2 separate regions of the Homo sapiens genome follow, and region 2 is linked to region 1. Evidence: chromatin loops called from intact Hi-C (ENCODE). Cell type or tissue: PC-9. All regions are shown on one strand. Each heading gives the region's core, and the rest is flanking DNA. Links, peaks and the distances in the headings are about the cores only.

The links. A loop is a pair of places that touch in the nucleus more often than their neighbours do. Peaks named below come from ENCODE experiments on the same cell type or tissue, not always from the same donor. Only the 100,000 strongest peaks of a DNase experiment are listed, where the experiment ranks them.
Region 2: it touches region 1 in a loop (8-fold over the local background); 5 of 110 quality-filtered maps call a loop at or near these places.

What each region holds. Positions count from the first base shown.
Region 1 is chr5:17,245,393-17,254,038 of GRCh38, reverse strand. The region is part of intron 1 of BASP1 (brain abundant membrane attached signal protein 1); the gene reads right to left. Among named protein-coding and RNA genes, the nearest start is that of BASP1, 32 kb to the right of the region's middle. In PC-9, for the core only: no CTCF peak of the experiment used is centred there; DNase peaks (open chromatin) are centred at 1,308 and 4,618; H3K27ac peaks cover 2,246 bases.
Region 2 is chr5:17,302,341-17,311,666 of GRCh38, reverse strand. It overlaps the pseudogene LOC646012. Among named protein-coding and RNA genes, the nearest start is that of LINC02111, 80 kb to the left of the region's middle. RefSeq lists enhancers at 1-247, 8,546-9,112. In PC-9, for the core only: no CTCF peak of the experiment used is centred there; a DNase peak (open chromatin) is centred at 5,506; H3K4me3 peaks cover 848 bases; H3K27ac peaks cover 599 bases.

The DNA of each region.
Region 1 (8,646 bases), core at 1-8,000:
AAATGGAGATTTGTAATCTGAACACATCCTAAAGCTATCAACATGCAAGTTCTACTTATAATGCTTTTCCAAAATAGCTACGTACATCTTTTGCATAAAACAAAAAAAAACACTAGATACAGTAATTAATGTTGAAGGATTTCTCTGTTCCATAAAGCCTCCTGAATGTGTCGGTGGTCTTCTCATCACTGGTGAGTAAAACACACGTAAATTTGTTAATAAAGCAAGTATCCACGCTCTCCCTTGATCACAGATTCCAGTCTGTAACCCCAGGTATCGGGATGCACACAGATGGTGGTCAAAGCAACATAAACTTCTCAATTTGGTAATTGAGGGTCTTCATGATTAAGACAATAGTTCTGAAAGATATGGGTCATTCTGAGAGATTGGGAAGGACCATGATTAATCAGAATTCCAGCAAGACTACACAGAAAGAAACAAAATAGAGAAGAAAGTGGGGAATCTAATGTCATACTGTGCATCTGTTCTCCTAAAACCATCATTACACTTGTAAAAGATCATTATAAGCCAGACATGGTAGCTCATGCCTGTAATCCCAGCACTTTGGGAGGCCAAGGTAGGAGGATCACTTCAGTCCAGGGGTTCCAGACCAGCCTGGGAAACATAGTGAGACCCCCATCTCTGCAAAAAATACAAAGAATTAGCTGGGCATGGTGGCGTACGCCTGTAGTCCCAGCTACTGGGAAGGCTAAGGTGGGAGAATTACTTGAGCCCAGTAGGGTGAGGCTGTAGTGAGCCATTATCACGCCACTGCACTCCAGCCTGAGTGACAGAGTGAGACCCTGTCTTAAAAAAGTAAATACAAATAAACAAATAAATAATCATTACAGAGATAAGTCCTTTTTAAAGTAACTAAATATTTTGAACTTTGAAAATAATGAAAAAAAAACCAATTGATTATTTTATGATTTTGTCAGATGATTTTACTTGCCAGATTATGAGCTAGAAATTCTAGAATTCGTCTTTTCTTCTAGAGGAGAGGTGAGTATACTGGGCTACCTGAAGTTTTATTGGAACACAGCCATGGCCATTCATTGACCTATTATCAGCAAGTGCTTTCACACTCAAGAGCAGAGTTGAGGAGCTGCAACAGAAACTGCATGGCTGGGAAAGTCTAAAGTATTTATTATTATCTGGCCCTTTAAGAAAAACTTGACTGACCCCTGCCCAGAGTCTTAGATGAAGGTACTTCACTAGTGACTCAGTTCCTATGATCAGATGAGAGTGTGATTCAGGTCTAAAGGATATTGCAAAGATTAATCAGGAACTTTTTGGTTTGCAACAATATTATCAGTGAAAAACAATGTCACATGGGAACTTTTTAAGATTGGGAAACAAGATAGTCTTTTTGTTTCTTAACTCTAATTCCTTCTTCTATGTATTCTGCCTGAGAGCAAAGAGACAGGTTGCTACACAGCACGTACCAGGTCAAAAACTCTGGACACACAGGTTAAACTCCCCAGGAGGTGTGGTGCCAAGGCACAACATCCACAGAGAACATCTCCAAAAAACGTGCTTGGGTGTCAAGCAAGAGTTCCATCCCTTTCTGCTGCATGGCACACAGCAAGTAACCTAACCTCTGAGCCTGTTTTTACACAAGTACAAAATAGGGATAATAATACCTTTACATGAGAGGGGATTTATAAAAATTAAATAAGACAATAAAGACTTAAATGCTCCCTCTTGAGCAGATTACATGGTCTTGTGGCGCCCTTCTGATTATCTCCTGCCTGCCCACCTCTAAAGTTAGAATGTTCATGTTTGCGATGTTTCCATAATACCAAAAAATAATAGCCGAATGGCAAAAATGAAGCTAAAGAAAACACAGCTGTTTCTTATCATGAGCTTACTCCCCAGTCACAGCTTCCCTTTAATTCTCCCTAGACCTAGCTTTCTCATCTCCAAGTCCCAACCTAAGCTCCTCTCCTCTGCCCTCTGTCCATGACTTCCTCCAAAGGTTCAAGGGGCTGTCATCCTTGGCGCTCACCAATTCAGTCTTGGTGCACTTGCTGGGAGACCCATCCAGTTGAAGGGTTTTGAAAGCCCTCTGGGATACTGAGGATTCTTTGTCTACACTCTAGCGCCCACTAGATTATTTCTTGAGCTTCAGACTCATGCACATAGTGGTCTACAACTGACCCAACAGGATGTCCTTCAAACTCAACATTTCCCCAAGTGAGCTCATCACTACCTTTCTCACCTACCCGAACCTTCTTTCTCCTCTGCTCCCTCCCAAGAGATTAGAACCACATCCACCCCATCGCCCAGCCAGAAATGTGGGAGTCTTTCTGGACCAACTTTCACCACCACCACCGCTACCCTCACATCCAATGCTTATGTTCCACTAAATATGTTCCACTAAAATATGTTCATAACTCCACTGCTAGGTGCTAGAAAACAAAATATGAGCTGAAATACTGCATGGCCTTCTGAGAAAGCTTTTGTTCTTCCCTACCTCCTCCTGCTGCTAGACAAAGACAGTTGGAGCTCCAGCCGCTGTTTGGACCCTTCCACAGAAACCAACACTGTGGAAGGAAGAGCTGAGAGATGAGTCTGAAATCTTTTTAACATATATTTAATGGTTTTGTATTGATGTAAAATCATTTTATATATTTTAGGGGTACATGTGATATGTTGATACTTGTATACAATGTGTAATAATAAAATCAGGGTATTTGGGATGTTTAATGCTTTTGTATTGATGTATAACCATTTTATGTATTTTGGGGGTACATGTGATATTTTGATACTTGTATACAATGTGTAATGATAAAATCGGGGTATTTGGGATATTTAATGGTTTTGTATTGACATATAATCACATTATATATTTTGGGGGTACATGTGATATTTTGATATTTGTATACAATGTGTAATGATAAAATCAGGGTATTTTGGATATCTGAAATCTGGAAACTTGATCACACCCCTCAACTACCAGATCAGCCCTAGAACCCATTTCTGGAATTTAACATATGAAGAGTTAACCTTTTCTCTCACGTAAGCCATTTTAGTTTTAGGTTTTCTGTTCTATGCAGCAAAATCTAAATCTAACAGCGTGTAGATCGCTCAAAACCACTCTTCAAACACCAAAAATTCAGGTTAAAATATTTTGGCCGGGCGCTGTGGCTCACGCCTGTAATCCCAGCACTTTGGGAGGCCGAGGCGGGCGGATCACGAGGTCAGTAGATCGAGACCATCCTGGCTAACGCAGTGAAACCCCATCTCTACTAAAAATACAACAAATTAGCCGGGCATGGTGGTGGGCACCTGTAGTCCCAGCTACTTGGGAGGCTGAGGCAGGAGAATGGCATGAACCCGGGAGGTGGAGCTTACAGTGAGCCGAGATCGGGCCACTGCACTCCAGCCTGGGCGACAAAGCGAGACTCCGTCTCAAAAAACTAAAATAAAAATAAAAATAAAAATAAACTTCAATACATTAGACGATACAATATTCATGCGACCCCTTCCCCTATGATCATCTCTCAAACAAACTTTTCTCAATGACCAGTATTTGGAGTATAGAATCACTTAAAAATGCCAAGTCTGTTCATTGACTTCTCCACATAAATTATATATTGATGCTGTAAAAAATAAATAGTAACAAAAAATTAGACTGATTGTTAATAGTTACCATAAAGTCAATGCTGAAAATTTCAGAAAAGAATAGACAAGTTCATCAAAGAACACACTTTTTACGAAGTGCAAAGTTTTGTAAAGAACAAAGCGACCTTTTAAAGTCAAGTGGAATATGCCCCAAATTAAAATCAGGGCCGGGCGCGGTGGCTCACGCCTATCATCCCAGCACTTTGGGAGGCCAAGGCAGGTGGATCACTTGAGGTCAGGAGTTTGAGACCAGACTGGCCAACATGGTGAAATCTCATCTCTACTAAAAAAAACATACAAAAATTAGCTGGGCGTGGTGGCACATGTCTGTAACCCCAGCTACTTAGAGGCTGAGGCACGAGAATTGCTTGAATCCAAGAGGCGGAGGTTACAGTGAGCTGAGATCACACCACTGCACTCCAGCCTGGAGGACAGACCAAGACTCCAGTCTTAAAAACAAGAAGAAAAAAAAATTAAAATCAATGGTGTACCTCAGTATAGGTGGACAAAACAGCACTAGCAAGAAGGGTGTCAGCAATAGGTAAAAATAAAAGGAAATCCTTAAAACACATTAGAATGAGAAGCCTTACAAATGGTCAAGAAAAAGACTTAGATCAAGTTGTGGGTTGAAGAAAAATTAATAAAGTCGGAAGATGCAAAGATAGATAAACGTTACTACAGACAGAATCATTTATAGAAAAAAAATAGAGTCTAAATTGAAGTTTAAAAAAGGTAAAAAGGTTGTGGTCACATTAAAATCTAGAGGTCTTTTTTGTATTTTGGTGGCACTATTTTATTTTCTGAGATCTCAAACTCAAAGGGTTAAAACCCTTTGGTTTTGTGATTTTAGGAAGGGTTAAAAAAAGTGTATGCCAGGAAAATGCCTTAGCATTGACTCAATGTGACTGGAAAAGCCTCATGGTTGGAACAGTAACTGCATCTGGCTTCTGAAATTCCTCACCAGTTAATCATACCCATCTAGACTTTTGCTGGCCCCAAAGCTCAGTAGGGATCTACCACGCAGAAGGCCCTGAATGTTGCAATCCAAGGAGATAAAAATCCTGACTTGCTGCTACAGGCATCCCCAAGAGAGGAGCAGATGGCTTCTTGTTTTGACCAAATTTGCTTCTGGATGAAAGCAAGAAGGCTGCAGGAAGACTCACATTTACTGCACCCCACACAGGACAGGCCCACCATCAATGCAAGGCCAACAACAGGGACGGTTCCTGCGTTGGGCTCTGCAGGCACAGAATAAGGGGGTCTGAGCTCACAAGGGCCATGAAAGTGTAAAAGTTTGAGATCTCAGAAAATAAAATAGTGCCACCAAAATACAAAAAAGAAGACCTCTAGATTTTAATAAGTGTTTGTCTACAGGAATACTTATGCCAATGAGCCTCTACAATGCAACACATATATAATTTTGCAAACTACAGTTAATTGGGGATGGGAGTGTGTGTTGATGGTTACTATGACATGGAGCAGGGCCTCCATACTTAAAGGATGCTACAGCCCATGGAGTGGTGGTACAAAGGGAAGAAGGAAATCAAGGAGACCTAGAATAGGCGCACCACATGTAAACGTGCTTTTTAAATTATCAACAAGCACAACTGCAGTGTGGTACATATTTTTTAAGAGATTATGGTTTTGATTCATTCTGTGCCATCTTGTAGGCACCCATAAATATGCGTGTTTTAGGACATGGTAAACACGGGCTGGAAATCATTCACATTCTACAGGGGACATCATTCAGAGTTTAAAAGAATACCGAAGTGCCTGAGCTTGGTTTTATTAACCCTCAAATGTATGCAATGAGAATGTCCAATCTTTGGATAAAGATTGAACCGTCTAATGTAATGATTATTAAACAACAGCATACCCGAGAGTCATGTCCAATTGGGGCTGAAACAGATATTTTCTGATGGTTCTGCAGCAGTAGCCTCTCTAAAGTAACACAGCATAGTCCACTATAAAATGAATACCATATATGTATTGACATTCAGGGGAAATTTTTAATTATAAAAGTCTTATCCAGCACACAGCAACAGCACATGCTGAAAAACATTCTTTTATTTTCAACTATGACACAATTGTTTTCACATCAAATGAAGGCATCCAGCTACCGACAGAGGCTACTCCAGATAACGGACATTTGGTATCAACTAGGTCCTTTAATTTCCACAGTTTACAAGCACTGGGTTAAATTTAAGTGTGAGCCAAGGGATTGTCACACGTATAGCTGAAGTGAGAATTCTGACAATGTGACTGACTACAGGTAACCATTGAAAAGATATTTACTAGAATATTGAATAGCATGAAACCATCTGCCCACTATCCCAGATCTGGAATATTCAAGTGTTTGAATGGAAATGATGACAAGCAACTGAGAACAAGACAGAGAGGGGAGGGATGACCCTGGGCTATGGCCAGTCTACACATAAGTCAACTCCATGGTGGCCTAGGATGCAAACAGAATCACAATTTCTCTGGTCACCAATGCCCTTTTCCAGGAAAGAGGGAGGCACTGCTGAAGAGAGACCACAAAAACGCTAAATATTTTCTCATCCTCTGCAGTACATTTATCCTCTGATACTCATAAAGTCTACTGATTTTCTAAGTTAAAGACGCAACAAAAATGTACATACGAAGCGCCAGCACACGGACACGAACACACTTCATTCCTGCCGCTGCCTCACACTGAAAGAGATGCTATTTCTTAAATCCAGCTGAGAGGTTATGTCCTGAAAGGCAGGCCTAAGTGCTGGGCCAGGAACTTTATAGGCCACATCAAAGTTGACCCCCAGCCACTGGCACCTTTTGAAGAAGCAGCATTCGTGCATAGAGGCACAACTTCAGATCAGTCTAAAAGCCTGAAAATATACAGAAACTACATTCATTGGGCAGTCTGGTATTCAACCGATTTCTTCCATAATTGAATGAAGGCATAATAACACTGATGGGTTTCCCATCCTCTAAACCAGATAAAAACACAGTAACATAGTTGTTGACCTGTATGAAGTCAGGATCCATGTCCTTTATAGAACCTATGGGGCATTTTCTCAGCCTCTGGGCACCTGGATAAAAAGCTCTGAGATCCAGTGGCCTATACTTTACATGTTCAGAACTTTAAGAATCCAACATTCGGAAATCCAACTGACATTTAAAAGACAAACCTTGCTTTCAGAAATCCAAATGGCATTTATCTATCTACTTATTTATTTATTTATTTAGAGACAGGGTCTGGCTCTGTCGCCCAGGCTGGAGTGCAACAACGCAATCTCGGCTCACTGCAGCCTCTGCCTCCTGGACACAAGCAATCCTCCCACCTCAGCTTCCGGAGTAGCTGGGACTACAGGTGCACCACCATGCCCAGCTATTTTTTGTATTTTTTGTAGACACAGGGTTTCGCCATGTTACCCAGACTGGTCTTCAACTTCTGTACTCAGGCAATCCGCTGGCCTCAGCCTCACAAAGTGCTGGGATTACAGGTGTGAGCCACTGCAACGGCCAAATGACTTTTATAAGGTGATACAAGGTAACTGATGGAAGGCAGGGTGATTCTCAATGGTCACTGCCAAAGCGTTCAGAACCCCAGAGGCTAAGAGGGAGCAAAAATGCTATTTTCAAAAAGACTTTCCACAGAAGGATTTGTAAAGCAAATTGGGAAAATGGGCAATTAGAGAATGAGGTCCTTCCAGATTTCTTCAAGTTACAAATATCCTAAGAAGCCTGCATCTAGTCACAGAGATGTGAGTTGACATTATTCATTCCTCTAATCATGAGTTGTATTTTACAAAGTTAAAACACAGCACTATTCATTCCTCTAATCATGAGTTGTATTTAACAAAGTTCAGCCAGTTTTCGGGGCGGCCACATCTCCTGCAGTCTAGAGTCTCCACCTTTCCAAAAGTCTTTTATTTATTTATTGAGACACAGTCTCACCCTGTCACCCAGGATGGAGTGCAATGGTGCCATCTCGGCTCACCGCAACCTCTGCCTCCCAGGTTCAAGCGATTCTCCTGCCTCAGCATCCCAAGTAGCTGGGATGACAGGTGCGCACCACCACTCCCAGGTAATTTTTTTTTTTTTTTATCTTTAGTAGAGACAGGGTTTCACCATGTTGGCCAGGCAGGCCTCGAACTCCTGACCTTATGATCCACCCGCCTTGGCCTCTCAAAGTGCTGGGATTACAGGCGTGAGCCACCGCGCCCGGCCAGGTCTTTTATTTTACAGTGTTGGGTTCTTGTCAAGAGAGTCTCAACTGTCCTTTAAAGAGGCCAAGCCCATCCCACAGCTGGGACAAGTTGTGGCTATTGTTTCTGGCTGAAAGAACTCCTCCAAATACCCCAGAGAAACCTTCTCCAATAATTATAGAAAATTCTAGAAAACATCTAACCGTGGTGTTTTTTTCTTTTTCCTGGAATTCTCTTGATTTTTTTTTCTCTATCCACGCGTTGGTATTATTCGACTTATTAGTAGTAATGCCCTACTGTCCCCTAGTTTTACATTTTGACTCCATGAAAGCCAGCACACAAGCTCAGGCATTATACAGACTTGGTTCTGAATCCCAGGGCTTCTGCTACCCCCTGAGTTATCCTGAGCAATGTATTTATTCACTGTGATCTCAATTTCTTCTTCCATCTTTCTTTTATCCCTTTCTCCATTTTTCCTTCAGCCACTCCAGCAATTTTTCTCTGTAAGTTTTTGTTTTTTAAAAAAGTAAGCCAAACAGTAAAAACTGAGATTTTCTGCCTAGAGAAAAAAAAAAAAGTAACTTTCTACACAGAGCCTACTAATTTTTAAAGGCCTATAAAATTTATTATCATTAATCTCATATTAAATTGCTGAGGTAAGAGTGTTTATTTTTAAAAATAAATTAACCACAAAGTGGTATTGATAGATTTGGTCTCCTGAATACAATAATATCATATATTTGGCATTTAGATTTAGCATTTGTAAGATGTCTGTTGTAATATCAACAATTATAACATAAAACTCCATCTTCAAAATGGGAGAAAGCAA
Region 2 (9,326 bases), core at 781-8,780, 57 kb before region 1:
CTTTATGTCTAGCTCAGGGATTGTAAATACACCAATCGACACTCTGTATCTAGCTGCTCTGGTGGGGCCTTGGAGAACCTGTGTGTCCATACTCTGTATCTAACTAATCTGATGGGGACGTGGAGAACCTTTGTATCTAGCTCAGGGATTGTAAAGGCACCAATCAGCGCCCTATCAAAACAGGCCATTGGGCTCTACCAATCAGCAGGATGTGGGTGGGGCCAGATAAGAGAATAAAAGCAGGCTGCCTGAGCCAGCAGTGGCAACCCGCTCGGGTCCCCTTCCACGCTATGGTAACTTTGTTCTTTCACTCTTTGCAGTAAATCTTGTTACTGCTCACTCTTTGGGTCCACACTGCTTTTATGAGCTGTAACACTCACCACGAAGATCTACAGCTTTTCTCCTAAAGCCAGCGAGACCACGAGCGCACCAGGAGGAACGAACAACTCCAGAAGTGCTGCCTTAAGAGCTGTAACACTCACCGCGAGTGTCCGCGGCTTCATTCTTGAAGTCAGTGAGACCAAGAACCCACCAATTCTGGATACACTTTCACTGATGTGTAGGCTTAACGATGCACTTACGATCCTAGTAGCCTTTATAATTTTTTTTGAATACAGTATTTAGTTTCTTCAAAAGTTTGCATCAGGCTAGGCGAAGTGGCTCACGCCTATAATCCCAGCACTTTGGAAGGCCGAGGTGCGCGTATCATTTGCGGTCAGGAGTTCGAGACCAGCATGGGCAACATGGTGAAACTTCATCTCTACTAAAAATACAAAAATTAGCTGGGCATGGTGGCACATGCCTTTAATCCCAGCTATTCAGGAGGCTGAGGCAGGAGAGTCACTTGAACCCAGGAGATAGAGGTTGCAGTGAGCCGAGATCATGCCACTGCACTCCCACCTGGGTGACAGAGCGAGACTCCATCTCAAAAAAAATTTACAAGAGTAAGTCAAATTTCACATACTCATCACTTTCCTAAATAAGAATCGTTTCCTCAAAAAGCTTGGGATATATCTTAGGATTCACTCTCGCCCACATTTCACAAAATTATACTAAGCAACAGAATTTCATGTTTAGAAGAGATTTTCTCAGCTTTCTTCTTCTTTTGACCTGTCACATGATCAGGGTGGAGGAAGAATTAACTGACCTGACCTAGGAGGATTTTCTATTCATTTAAATTCATAGAGTTCGTGTCCTTTGCCAAACAAATGTGCATAACAAGTAAAGTATAGAATGGGTCAGAGAAGCCATCTGGTCTCACCTTCTAAATTTACCAATGAGAAAATTGAGGCCCACAGAGATTGAAATCCTCTCCTGAGTAAAATAGTCAGAATCAAAAATGAAATCTAATGATTCCCAGATGGTTGTTTCTTCCACTATAACATCATATTATTCTCCTGCATTATCATTTAACTTTCTGTTTACCTGTCTCATCTTGCCAACTAGATTGTCTTTAGTTTCATTCCAAAACTATCTAAACGGCATCCTCCATTTCCAGGTGGCAGTAAAAGATTAAAAAGTACCTCCTGGCCAGGCACAGTGGCTCACGCCTGTAATCCCAACACTTTAGGAGGCCGAGGTGGGTGGATCACCTGAGGTCAGGAGTTCGAGACCAGCCTGGCCAAACTGGTGAAACCCCGTCTCTACTAAAAATACAAAAATTAGCTGGGTGTGGTGGTGGGCACCTGTAATCCCAGCTACTCGGGAAGCTGAGGCAGGGGAATCACTTGAACCCGGGAGGTGGAGCTTGCAGTGAGCCAAGATTGTGCCATTGCACTCCAGCCTGGGCAACAAAACAAGACTCCATCTCAAAAAAAAAAAAAATTCCTTTTCTTTAGAAAATTCTACGCCTTTATGGTATCTGTGATGGTTAATGGTTAATTTTATGAGTCAATTTGGCTTGTCCATGGGATGCCCAGATAGCTGATTGAACATTATTTCTGGCACATCTGTGAGGATGTTTCCTGAAGAGATTATCATTTACATTGGTGGGCTGAGTAAAGCAGATAATCCTCCCCATTGTGCTGAGCATCATTCAGTCCACTGATGACCTCAATAGAATCAAAGGGTGGAGGAAGATTGGATTCCCTCTCTTCCTTCCTGGTTGAGCTAGGGCACGGATCTGCTTGCAGTGCTCCTGGTCCTGAGGCCTTTGAACTACACCTCTGGATTTCCTCGGTCTCCAGCTTGCAGACAGTAGACCTTAGGTCTTCTCAGCCCCTATAGTCACATGAGCCAATACCTTATAATAAATCTCTTTATATTTATATGTTCTGTTTCATTGGAGAACCCTGGCTAATATAGTACCCATGATGCCTGATGTTGAAGAAAACTAAGACTCAATACTGATGTTCATCCATACATTTATTCACCAAATATGTACTGCACACCTGCCCTGTGTAGGGCATTGTTTAAGGCATAGCAGTGAATAAAAATAATAAAATTTCTAGGCCAGGTGCAGTGGCTCATGTCTGTAATCCCAGCATTTTGGAGGCCAAAGTGGGAGGATCACTTGAGCCCAGGAGTTTCAGACCAGCCTGGGCAACATGGCAAAACTCTGTCTCTACAAAACAAACAAATAAAAATTAGCCTGTAGTGCCAACTACTAAGGAGGCTGATGTAGGAGGATCACTTGAGCCCAGAAAGCTGAGGCTACAGTGAGCCAAGATTGCACCACTACACTCTAGCCTGGGGGACAGAGTGAGACCCTGTCAAGAAAAGAAAGAGAGAAAGAAAGAAAAAAGGAAAGAAAGAAAAGAAAAGAAAGAAAGAAAGAGAAAGAAAGAGAGAAAGAAAGAAAGAAAGAGAGACAGAGGGGGAGGGAGGGAGAGGGAGAGAGAGAGAGAGAGAGAGACTTTTATTCTAGGTTTATTCTTTCTTCTTGTTTTGTTTTCTGTTTGTTTGTTTGTTTGTTTGAGATGGAATCTCACTCTGTCATCCGGGCTGGAGTGCAGCGGCAAGATCTCGGCTCACTGTGACCTCCGCCTCCTGGGTTCAAGCGATTCTCCTGCCTCAGCCTTTCGAGTACCTGGGATTACAGGCGCCCGCCACTATGCCCAGCTAATTTTTTTGTATTTTTAGTAGAGACTAAAAGTTTCACTATGTTGGCCAAGCTGTTCTCTAACTCCTGACCTCATGACTCACTGGCCTCGGCCTCCTAAAGTGCTGGGATTACAAGTGTGAGCCACCACACCCAGCCTGTTATTATTATTGAGGTAAAATTCATATAACATACAATTAATTTTAAAGTGTGCAATTCAGTGGCATTTGGTACATTTGCAGTGTTGTTCAACTACCCCCTCTCTCTAGTTCTAAAATATTTTCATTGCCCCAAAAGAAAACCAGGTACCCACTGGTAATAAAGAAAAGCATGCAATATGAGACCTTTCGTGTTGCATTTTTTTCACTCAGAATGATGTTTTCCAAGTTCACCCATGTTGTAGCATGTATCAGTACTTCTTTTCTTTACTGCTAAATAATATTCAGTTGCATAGATATACCAAAGTTTGCTTATTAATTCATCCATTGATGAACATTAGGCTGTTTTCACCTTTTGGCTATTGTGAATAATGCTTCTATGAAAAGTCATGTACAGGTATTTATCTGAGTACTTGTTTTCAAGTTTATTCTTTTTACTCCCCCTCCTTAATCCATTTCTGGATCTGTTTATAAGTCATATTTGAAATTTTAAAAGATGTTTTAGATGACCCCACAGTGGTGAAGAATCAAATATATTTAAGCCCCTAAATGAGTGCCTGGCACATAAGCAGTATGGTGATTCCTCAAAGAGCTAAAAGCAGAACTGTCATTCGACCCAGGAATCCCATTACTGGGCATATACCCAGAGGAATATAAATAATTCTGCTATAAAGACACATGCACGCGAATGTTCATTGCAGCACTATTCACAATAGCAAAGACATGGAATCAACCTAAATGCCCATCAGTGATAGACTGGATAAAGAAAATGTGGTACATATACACCATGGAATACTATGCAGCCATTAAAAGGAATGAGATCATGTCTTTTGTGGAAACATGGATGGAGCTGGAGGCCATTATCCTTAGCAAACTAATGGAGGAACAGGAAACCAAATACCACATGTTCTCACTTATAAGTGGGAGCTAAATGATAAGAACTCATGAACACAAAGAAGGAAACGACAGATATTGGGGTCTACTTGAGTGTGAAGGGTGGGAGGAGCGAGAGGAGCAGAAAAGGTAACTATTGGGTACTGGGCTTAATACCTGGGTGATGAAATAATCTGTACAACAAATCCTGTGACACTTGTTTACCTGTGGAACATCACTTGTACCCCCAAACCTAAAATAAAAGTTAAAAAAAAAAGCCCCTCAATAGACGATAGTTGTTATTACCAACAATAATAATTAACACAGCGCTAAATAGCATACAGCTGAATGCACACTTCATAGAGAATTGTTGCAATCTGGAGGCAGGTGTCAGTGCGGACTGGTCCCTTGAATGAAGATTCTTACAGCCTTCGCCCTACAACCAACTGTTCACCTCACACACTTCCTGGAGGTTGAAGAAATAGGCTGGAAGTTTTTCTCAGCATTTCTCTCTCTTTTTTTTTTTTATTTTTTTATTTTTATTTATTTATTTATTTTAACAGCTGAGTCCTCTGAGCACTTATTACCATGGATCACCAGCAGCAACGGGGCGGGAAGGGAGGTACCAGACTCATCTGCCCCTCAGGTAGATCTTGGGGGTCTGCCAGCCTCCAGGGGTTTCCTTCAGACCCGCCTTCACCCAGATACTCCTCGGGTCTCTCTTGAGCTTGATCGGCTTCCGTTTCAGGCGCCCGCCGCAGGAACAGCGGCCTCACAGCTTCCGGTGCTTGTGGTGGTTCATCTTCTGCCGGCGGGTCTTCAGCACGTTTTTGCTCTGCATCTGAGTTGTATCCCAGGCCTTCTCATCCTCCTGCTTGGCCCCTTCCCCCATCTGGCTAGGGAGACACTCATAGAATTGGGCTGGAGCCGCAGTCCCTGGGGTCTGGGCATCCAGTCTGGGCAGGAGGCAGCAGGCTGTAAGCCAGCTCTCCAGGGGGCTGATGGACATCTTCCTGGGGACCAGCATCTCCTCGAGCTCCAGCTGGGCCCCCTTGCTGGGGAGTGAGGCAGCCCTACCTGGGCCAGTTGGCTGTGTGCTGTAATGGGGCCTGCAGGCATGCTTGCTCAGCACTCCAGAAACAGGCCAGGGCAGACTGCAGCCTGCCCAGGAAACAGCCCTGAACAGCTGAGAAGTCAGGCGCACCAGGAGTATGGCCTGTGGGTGGGGAGCATTCCACTGCCAGGCTCAGGGACTTACGGTCGGAGCGTTTGTCGCATTTATCTGCCATGTTAGAAAATAATCACTAGCCCCCGCCTCCCGGGTTTGCCAGTGGACTTGCTCTAAGTTTTGCCCTGAAGTTACACAAACGTTGTAAAAAGCAAATGGAAACAGATTGTTGTCTTTCTGATTGTGTAACTTGGCATTAAAGGAATCTCTAATTTATTTGTTTAACACGCAACTGCTGACATCATTGCCTGAAGCACACTATCAAGCTGGTCTGATCCCAGCTTGTTCGCCACCCAAAGTCAACACCATTTAAATGAATTGTGACAATAAAAATTCCATTTCTATCTAGAGCCAAATAGCTGCTCAAATAATCACTTGGCGATCATACGAAGTATGTGAATATGGGGGATGCACTGAGCTGGAGTTTAGGAGATCTTGAGATATTCCTAATCTTGCTGTGACTTCTTTTGTGACTTCAAAGAGCACAAACCCCAGGCATCATTCTACTTCCTCATTATATGGAGGTTATTTTTCCTGAACCTATGTACTTCAACAAAAGTTGCAAGATTTAGCTTGTATTTATTTATGTTATCCTTGTCAATTCAGTCAAAATGGTTATGAGTTGTATAAGTCGCTACTTAGTCACAACTAAGGTTGATGTTGTTAGCTTTCTAACATTAATTATGCCTTTTTTAAAAATTCCACGAAAGGGTTTTTCATTTATTACAATATTAATTATGTTGGTGAGAGAGAATTGTGACAACCGAATTAACTCTGCTACTTCTTGTTCCTACCAAATGCCAATCTGATACTCTCACTGAAGTGGCAGTTTTAAGAAAGACATGTTGTCTTCCTTAAACAAACAAAACATTCCTCTTTATAATAAACAAGATCCTTATTCATGTATGTATAATTAGGGCTCTCCACCTGTCAAAAACTTTCAAGCTCTGTTTTTACTCAGTGTATAGCTCTACCTTCTCAATGTATCCTTTTCCAGACAGATGAAACCTTTTAGAAAATTTTCCCGAATGGTAAAAGATAAACACAGAGATCTTTGTTATCTCAAAGCTGAGTGACCCAACTGAGTTATCGTCACGGCTTAGGTCAAACTTTAAGCAAAACAAATACCATTATAAGCAACATTTCTTTACAAGAAAAATATTTCCCAACCTTGCAGCCTTGTTGATCCTGACGCAGGACACTCTACCATACAGACAAGCATGCAGTCTTTCACACGAGTCTGTGATGCTACAATTTCCACCTTGCCATTAGAAGGTGTTTAAGGGCAAGGATTTGTATCTCTGGTGCCTGGTAATTCATATTCTGATGCTGAATGAATATGGAAATGATTATTTGCACAATTCATGTTAGCTGCTAAGCAGCAAGGTTTGATATATTCTCCTTTCTAGAACTTGAAAACTCTAGGAACAAGTAGTTACCAGTATTGCCCAGACTACCGAGAGTATTTTAATGCTTTATTGTGAATATTGAGTGGATTTGTTCTGGGGAAAAAACAACAACAAATTATCTGTCTGTCTGTCTTTCTTCTCCACTGAACAATAAATTGTTTCTGGAAAGAAACTACAATAGTACCCCCTTACCCATATTTTTACTTTCTGCTGTTACTCACAGTCAACAACAATCCAAAAATATTACATGGAAAATTCCAGACATAAATAATAATTCCACTGAGAATGGTGTGTGTGAAACAAACTTCCACACAGTGGAACAAAATTACACTCAGAACAGTGTGCATGAAATTCCAGTTATGTTTCTGTCTTTATGCTGGAATTTTCATGCACACCGTTCTGTGTAGTGTAAAATCTCACGCCGTTCCACTCTGTCCCACCAGGGACATGACTCATCCCCTTGTCCTATGTTTTCAAGCTGTCTATGCTACCCACCAGTTCCTCACTTAGCCAGCTCGGTTATCAGATTGCAAAAACATAGTATACATAGAGTTTGGTAATATCCCTAGTTTCAGGCACCCACTGGGGGTCTTGGAACATATCCTCTGCTGATTAAGGGGAACTACAGTGCATCTTATCCATTTATATAACTGTACTGGCTAGCAAAGCACCTAGTTCCATAATAATTTCTAAAACTGCTCTGTCATTGTTAAGTCAAATCTATAAGGGGTTAATCATGAAATAAATAAAGCAGGATGAGGGCTGTCCTGTGAAAAGTAATTACCAGGCTGGGAGTGCTGGCTCACGCCTGTAATCCCAGCACTTTGGGAGGCCAAGGGAGGCAGAACACTTGAGGTCAGGAGTTTGAAACCAGCCTGGCCAACATGGTAAAACCCCATCTTTACTAAAAATATAAAAATTAGCCGGGTGCGGTGGTGCGCACCTGTAGTCCCAGCTACTCTGGAGGCTGAGGCAGGAGAATTGCTTGAACCTGGGAGGCAAAGGTTGCAGTGAGCCAAGATTGCACTGCACTCCAGCCTGGGTGACCAAGCAATACTCTGTCTCAAAAAAGAAAAAAGAAACGTAATGATCTCCCGACTGACAGTTTTGCACAAAGAGGGCTTCATTCCTTTCGAATCCTTAGTTGAAGTCACTCTCTCCCACCAGTGTAAGTGAAATGGAGAGGACCAGGGAGATTTGGGCCACCCCAATTTAGAAACACTGAAAGTTTTTCCCAAGTCCTGTCCCCATGACATGCAAACTCAGAGTCATTATGTCCTATATTAGTTTTTCAGTGGTATGAAAATTGCTCATTAGAGTTCCAACGATTGCCCTTGAAATAAAAATAATCACATTTCTTTCAAGTGCAAGAGGATCTGCTAGAATTTCTGGAGCAAAGAATGTTGCCTGCTGAAATGTTTTCAGACACCAACTCACCCCTTCAACCATTCTCAGGCGAGCATATTAGACCCATCTCAAGGCAGTCTAGTCCCTCTGGGCCTACTGAAAACGGATAAGAGCTACAGTGATAGCACGTGGGCCCATCCCACACCAGAGACACCAAAAAGGGAGCAGAGCTCCTTCGGAGTATGCTACTGAGTAGGTTCTGGAAGACGAAAAATTGAATTTTCCTAAAGTTTTGGAAGAGTAGAAAGAACACTGGGTGAGAAAGAAAGGAGGAAGGAAGGAAGCGAAAGAGGAGAGGAGGGAGCGAGGGGGGGTGTTTGGAGATCTAACGGTTATAAAACCCTCATAAGTAAAGCAAAGCAAGGGATTTTATTTCCATTTTACTTATGAGGAAATTGAGCTTCAGACAAGTTGTTTAGTCCAAATCTCACAAATTAGTAGAGCTGAGACTTGAACCCAGGTCTTCTGATTCCTGGTCCCATGGCCTTTCTGTTACGAGTAGTACAGCATCTTTCTTTCTTCATTTTACTAATTTGTGTCAACTGAAAGTTTCTGAGAAAGATTTATTGGCACATGGGTGAAATAGCCTGTGTGCAGGCACATTTGATGTAACAGTGTCTGTGATCAAAAGTTTGGGCATTTCTCAATAAGGAAATTGCTAAATAAATCATAATACGTAGTCTCTAAAAATATGAGACAGTTTGACATGCCCTCATACGGCACGATCTCCAGGCTATACTGTTAAGGGTAAAATAAGTGTGATGCATAACAGCCTGCACAGTATCCACCCAAGATTCCCAGGGGAGAACAGGAGGATTGCCTCCCGTAAGCTGAACTGGAATTGGCAGCAGCTCTTCTGCTCCACCCTCCCCCCAGCCAAGCTACAAGGCTGTGAAAATCACTCAGTATTGCTTTTGGAGCAGCTCTCTGCAAGTCTGGACTCTGTCTCAGAATGAGAGGCCCTCCACACAGAAGTTCTACATGCAGCAGTTTACTCCAGGTAGGTACCATAGGGTAATGATAAGAAAACAAGACTTCTCAGCCCCACTACAGACAAAAAATTCAGGGTTTTGAGATGCAGCAGAGAACAGCAAGTGTACACAAGTCTATGCAGAAAACATGGGGCCGGAGCAGAAGCATAGATCTCAGTTTTTAAGTGGCAGTACCAATGGTGACCTCAAGCCTGTGACTCAAGGTGACAACTGGCTGCT